Linked DNA regions of Mus musculus: region 1 is linked to region 2. The links are chromatin contacts, found by POLR2A ChIA-PET in ENCODE. All regions are on one chromosome and are shown on one strand. The core of a region is the stretch at or near the end of the contact, and the rest is flanking DNA. Distances in the headings are between cores, read along the strand shown.

The links. ChIA-PET counts read pairs that join two places held with the same protein, here RNA polymerase II (POLR2A).
Region 1: POLR2A ChIA-PET joins it to region 2 with 37 read pairs in Patski. The contact joins the promoter of Tuba1a here to the promoter of Rhebl1 in region 2. POLR2A ChIA-PET finds 5 or more read pairs at or near these places in 3 of 5 experiments (Patski and embryonic stem cell).

What each region holds. Positions count from the first base shown.
Region 1 is chr15:98,951,949-98,955,385 of GRCm38, reverse strand. Tuba1a (tubulin, alpha 1A) reads left to right here and starts at 1,885. Exons shown (of 4, transcript NM_011653.2): 1 at 1,885-1,935. The coding sequence starts at 1,933. It overlaps B430209F14Rik (a long non-coding RNA gene), which reads right to left and starts at 53. Exons shown (of 4, transcript XR_875650.3): 1 at 1-53.
Region 2 is chr15:98,879,728-98,882,954 of GRCm38, reverse strand. Rhebl1 (Ras homolog enriched in brain like 1) reads left to right here and starts at 1,541. Exons shown (of 8, transcript NM_026967.4): 1 at 1,541-1,805; 2 at 2,376-2,447; 3 at 3,111-3,178. The coding sequence starts at 1,754. It also overlaps a transcript of Dhh not described here.

The DNA.
Region 1 (3,437 bases), core at 636-3,135, 72 kb before region 2:
TTCCTAGGAAATATGCAAGAAGTAGACAATTCTTTGTTTGTGGGTTATATTGATTTGTTTTGTTTTGTTTTTCTTTAGAAAAGACTTTTACGATAAATTTAAACAAGAAAGGCAGAGCTGTGGACCTCAGGCTAGAAGAACTCATGGCCACCATTGTTAGCTCACAACCTGCAGCTGCTGTGTTCCCAAGGCTCTCCCTCCCACACCAGCGCCCTGCGCCTTGGGAGCCCAGCCGGAATGAATGGACTCCACAGGGCTCGCAAACAGAGCTGCGGGCGACCAAGACTCTGCTACTGAAAGGGAAGCCATCTGTCAAAATCCACATTTTTAGCTCGGTGCCCAAACAAATATCTCTTTTCCTCTAAAATTTCATCCTGCAAATTATCAGTGGTCCGCAGCTCGGAGACTCACTATATAGAGATCTTCCTTGCTGACAACGGAGCCTTTCTACATAGCAAGAGAGTGCCACTGTAATCTATTTCCTAGGAGTGAAAGCAAGGCATTTTTGTCCCAAGGGGCAATTGAGCAAGGACCACAGTCTCTGGCTGAGCAGCCTTGGGGAGAGCAGCTACAGTTCCCACAGTCAGAAGCCCAGCTGCGGAAGGGGCTATTTACAGAATTCAGGGAACTACATAAAACTGCAGCAGGGCTGGCACTGCACAGTTGTCTGGGGATGAAAACATCACAAAATGGTTTCCTTTTATATTATAAAACGCTCCTCTTTTTAATTTGGCATCTCAGTTATTTTTTACTTGATATCACCCCTCCCCCTCCAAAAAAAAAAAAAAGACTGGAGAAATACAAGCCCACACAAAGAGCTAGTTTTTAAACTCAATTCTTTCTCCTTACAGTTTCTGAATTCCATATTAGAAAGGATGGCTCATTTCTAGGGACAAAATAACACAGGCTCTGGGGTGAGGTAGGGTGGGGTAGGGGGGCGGGCACGGAGGGGTGATGGGAGAGAATTACAGCTAAAGAAAGAAAGCTCTCTAGTATTAAGTACTACTTTGTATATTATTTCTCTCTTCTCTTCTTTCTTTCTTTCTTTCTTTCTTTCTTTCTTTCTTTCTTTTTCTTTTGGTTTTTGAGACAGGATATCACACTATATATCCAGGGTGGGCACAAATTAGCTGCAATCCCCGGCTTCCCAGTGCTGGGATACACAGGAATAAACCACTAAGGCCAGTTAAGATGACCTTGAGCTGCAAGTCTTCCTGCCTCTGACTCCCAGGTGCTGTTGAGGTCACAGGCGTGGTCTACTCGTACTGACTTTTGCTCAAATAATAATAAAGAATAACAATAATACAATAACTATGAAACTAAACATTCAGCCACGCCTTTTTGACCACCCCCGTATCTTCTGCTACTTTTTAAAGCAAATAGAGATGTTGAATTCTGACAGAACGTAATTAAATTCAGTATATTAAAAATGAAAAGCTGGAATTTTCCAAAAAGATTCTAAACATAAATTCTGTGATTAAGTGTTGGGAAAAACCTTAGATGATTTTTAAATACAGTTTAAGGTTTAAACTACGTATAATCATCCAACCCCAGTTTTCTTTCTTCCCTTTCCACCCCTCCCCAACTCCACCCCATAATGGATGCTCGGCTAGCTGCCTTTGCACGGCCTTTGTCTGAAGGATGCAAAGTCTACGGATGCTAGGGGGAAGGGGTGGGGGAGAGATTACCTCATACCATGTCGCTTGCACCAATCACCACTCTCCTGTCGCGGCTTCTCTGGGCAGACAGAGGGGTCTGGACCAACAGGAAAAGGCCCTGGCCCATCCCCATGGTGACAGAGCTGTATATAAGGAGCCGCATCCGCCCAAGTGCCGCAGGTTCTCTTACATCGACCGCCTAAGAGTCGCGCTGTAAGAAGCAACACCTCCTCCTCGCCTCCGCCATCCACCCGGCAGCCGCGAAGCAGCAACCATGGTGAGCAAGCCTTCCCCGGCTCTCGGTAGATAGAGGGTGGGTGTCAGTCGCCCCAGATCTGCAAGGAAACGTCTAAGGCTTTGGTCACCTCTGCGGGGAAAGGGTGGTCTCCATGCTTTAAGTTTATCTTAGTCTTTGAGTCCCGCCGCCGCAGTGCGGGACACGGAAACGCCCAGACCGGGAAGAACAAAGGCAGCGCCGATGAGCTAGCGCTGGCAGAGCCAGGGACTGCAGGGGACCACGGGGACCGCCGGGGACGGGTGGGGGATCGAGGGTCCGCTGCTGTAGGAGGGCAGGGGCGGCGGCCGAGCCCGAACTCCAGAAACACCGCCCCACTTCGCTAGGAAAATGTTTAGTTTGCGTCGGATCCATGGCAGCCGCTGTCAGGGAGGCGCAGGGGCGGGGTTGTTTGTCTCTTGCTTCCGTGGCGTTTTGGGAGGGGTTGGTTCTCACTAAGCCTCTTCCGAGCGGTTTTTTTTTTTTTAATTATTTTTATTTTTACTTTAAAAAAAATCGTTGTGGAACTGTAGTCATGGGATGTTTCGTCTGCAGGGCTGTCAAAAATACGATTTGCTTAACGGGGACATCTCGCTGAGGGGGGAGGGGAGCTGGATGGTTGGGGAATGACAAAGCCCACTTTGTGAATCCTAGAGTACGCTGATGGTCAGAACCCAGGGAAACGCCCTTCCCCGCCCCCCACCCCCGCAGACAATGAAAGTAGTCCCTCCACAACAGACGTGTATCTCTATAGAATGAAATATTAGTGGTATGTAGAGATTCATAGGATAAAAATATTATTTTCTACTTTTAAATTTAGCTATCTTTTCACTTGTTTTTTTAAAAAATGTTGGCGCTCATTGTTTCTAACTTAGCCTGCTTTAAGAATATTTCCATTCCATACAGTGGAAAACCTTCAAAAAACAATGGATTTTCTGCAAAGAAAAAAATTATACTCTGCACCCAACCATCTTTTGTTCTAATAAATGTGCACTAATTCATTAATTCAGGCTAATGGCCCCAGCCAGGGTTAGGAGGGACCATGAAAGCAGCACAAAGAGATCGCATAGACAGCTGCTGGAAATAGAGCTTTCTCTGTTAAATAATGTAACAGCACAGGCTAGCACCAGGCACAGAGAACGTGGCAATGCAGAAATCAGACTTTGTCTAGCTTGTCGACTAGCCAAAGTACTGATGGGGTCTGTCTGCAGAAGGGTGTGGCTCCTGGCCTCAGCCGCACTGCAGATGTCAGTGTTGAAATAGAAGGTCCTATAGTGTGAGACTCTTTATTATGTAGCCTAGCCAGAGTACTGATGGGGTCCACAGAAGGGTGTGGCTGTTGGCCCCAGCCGCACTGCAGATGTCCATGATGAAATACCAGGTCCTATAGGATGAAAACTTCATCCTTACTTATCGGGTAAAGAAGCAATTAGTATTATTATGGATAATTATTTTGTTTTACAGAATCTATGCTTTAAATATTTTTCAAATATGAAAGCTGTTCT
Region 2 (3,227 bases), core at 292-2,791:
ACGGATAGTGGGTGCGTGTGATGGAAGAGTTTGTTCACGGCAGACAGCAAACCAAAGCAGGCATGAAGAGTCCAGAATGAAGCAGAGCCAGGCATGGTGGCGCAAGCCTTTAATTCCAGCACTCGGGAGGCAGAAGCAGAGTTCGAGGCCAGCCTGGTCTACAGAGTGAGTTCCAGGACAGCCAGGGCTACACAGAGAAACCCTGTCTTGGAAAAAACAAAAAACAAAAACCAAACAAACCAGAGTGAAGCAGAGCCTTAGGAACACCGGCCACCAGCGGCCAACTTCCTAGGTTCTACCTCAACGGGATGAACCCGCTGGTTAATTTGAAGCTGTCCATGACATACATACTTGTCTCCCTAAGGTTTTGTGCATATGTGTGTGTGTGCATGTGTGTGTGTGTGTTCTGGGGACTGCAAACAAGGCTGGCCTCATGCAGCTCCAAACTCTGAATAAATTTAAATGCCAGGAAAACAGATGCCATGTTTATCTCTTTTAGCAAGCCTGCAACAGTGTCTTGTCCAGAGCATGCGGAACATGGGCAACAGCCTTTTTTCTTTTTTTAGAACAAGGTCTTTTGGGCTCAAACTCACTACATAGCTGAGGCCGTAATGAGTTTGAACTCCTCCTGACCTTCTTGTCTTCACCTCTTAAATCCTTCGATTATAGACGTATGCTTTTCTTTTCCTTTTTCCCTTTTTCTGGACAAGGTCTTGGGTGGCTTGATCTTGTATAGCCCAGGCCAGTCTCAAACTCAGCATCCTCCTGCCTCAGTCAGTATTTGTTGAATAAATGAGTGTCCTGGGTATGATAAGGAAACCTAAGACTGCATACACACTGAAATAATTTCCCAAACAACAAGAACTCCAGTTCTGTGAAATCAGAGGCCTAGAACCCACCCCCACTCCTGAGAACAGGTTTCTCTGTGTAGCCCTGGCTGTCCTGAAAATCACTCTGTCAATAAGGCTGGCCTCAAACTCTGAGACATGCCCTTCTCTGCCTCTCGAGTGCTGGGATTAAATCCGTGCTTCAAGGGCCTAGAATCTTTTCAACAAAACCTCCAGCCCAAAGCCACGTGTAGTGGTGCACCCCTTTGATCCAGTACTGGGGAGGAGGAGGCAAGTGGATCCCAGTGAGTTTGAAGCCAGCAAGATCTATAGAGAGAGCTGTAGGCCAGTCAGGTTACACCAGTAAGACCCTGTCTCAAAAGCAAACACTCCAGCCGAACCACAACAGATATTTTCCTTTTCGTTTTGTATTTTCACAACAGGTGTTTTCCATCTGAGAGTCCCAGCTTCTTTGGCTAGGCAGCAAGTACCTCTAGGACCCCGGGTTCCTTTCTCTTTCTTTATGAATGAACAGGCTCAGGTCTACGCATGTGCAGCTCCCAAAGATCCCGCTCCACGTGAGGCCCGCCCTTCCCTCCTGTGGGTGACTCCGCCCTCCTCTATTCTAATAGACCAATGGGGAGCAGCATGTGGGGCGGAGCCGGGAGCCGCCCGGCTAGGTATCCCGCTCGTCTTGTCCCCTCCCCTGCCCCCCCCCCCTCGCCCAGCTCCCTTGCGTACAGCCGCTGTGTTGTGATCACGTGGGCTGCCCCGGGCGCGCGGCTTGTTTTGGTTTTCCTTGGCTTGCCGGGCGTAGCTTCAGCGAGCTACTCTTCTTCCCAGAGTCCACCTCGGCCTGCACCTCGGCTGATCTTCGGGTTCCCTCGGCCCGCACTCCTACGAGCCCCGCGGGGCGGCGTCCTGTCATGCCGCTGGTGCGCTACAGGAAGGTGGCCATCCTAGGGTACCGCTCCGTAGGTAAGTCCCCGCCCTCCCGAGAGCACGGTTGCTTTGTGGCCAGAAGAGGCGCGCTGTCGCGGAGATGTGACACGAGGACCCAATGTGGCCTGGGAAGAAGTCGGTTTTGCTGCCAGGAGATGGAAGGGTGGAGGGATGCTGGAAGAGGAGCGCGCAAGGGTTAAAGTGTACCGGGCTGTGGTTGCACCAGTCGTCCCCGCGTTGCTCTCTCTGGGAGCGGGGGTGGGATCAGTATTTGAAGGTGTGGTGGAGATCTCTGCCGGCTAGACACTTGCAAGTGTCCTTGGCCTGGTGCACTAGATCCCGGGGAATCTTTTTCAAAGGGTGAGATGGGGTGGGGCAGGAAAGGGCTTCCTGAAGCGTCACTGAATGCATCGAATCACCAAAACGTCGCGGAAATCTACTTGTTAGGATGATGGTAATAAAAGACAAAGGGTAAGCATTGCTTGGGAGCTCCCACAATCTGGGATGCTGATGTGAGGTGCCCTTTGGTCCTGGCCACAGTCCGAAAGGACAAAAGGTGTAAATATGGATGGATGACTATATTACAACAATCTTTGGTCCTTAAAGGGAAGACATCTTTGGCACATCAATTTGTGGAAGGCGAGTTCCTGGAAGGCTACGATCCTACAGTGGAGAATAGTAAGTAGTTGCATCCCCCCCCCAACACCCCCCACCACTTTGTTTTTTGTTTTGAGACAAGGTTTCTTTGTGTATCCTTGGCTGCTAGAACTAGCTTTGTAGACCAGATTGGCTTCGAATTCAGAGATCCTCCTGCCTCTGCCTCTGGAATACTAGGATTAAAGGCGTGCGCCACTACCACCTGGCATGAGTAATTTTCTTTAGTGTGAAGGGGATGGAACCTAGATAGACTGGGTGCCCTCTCAAACTCCATAATTTGAGATTTCTTTGTTGCAAAGAGGATGGTTTGTTTATAGGGTCCACTAATCAGCTCTGGGAGTCCCATTCTAGTGTCTAGAGCGTGGCGTTTGTGCCGTTCTAGACCAGGATAGTATAGATCAAGAGGTTCTCAGTCTCTGAGTTGAGACCCCATTTGCAACCCTGTACCTCCAAAAATATGTACATTGCGGTTCACGACGATAGCGAAATCATAGCTATGAAGTAGCAACAAAAATAATTTTATGGTTGAGGATCAAGCATTAGGAAGGTTGAGAACCACAGGTGTGGCTGAAGACAGTAAGTCAGTGTGTCACTCCTGGGGTCAGGACTGTATCGGAACACACATCACTGGGACCACAAAGCACCTCACAGTCAAGAAGCTTTCTTCTTTGTTTGTTTTTCCAGCTTACAGCAAGACAGTGACTCTTGGCAAAGATGAGTTTCACCTACATCTGGTGGACACAGCAGGGCAGGTACCAGTTGCGGTAGGGTGTCCAAATGTTATAGTTCAGCCCTAAATTA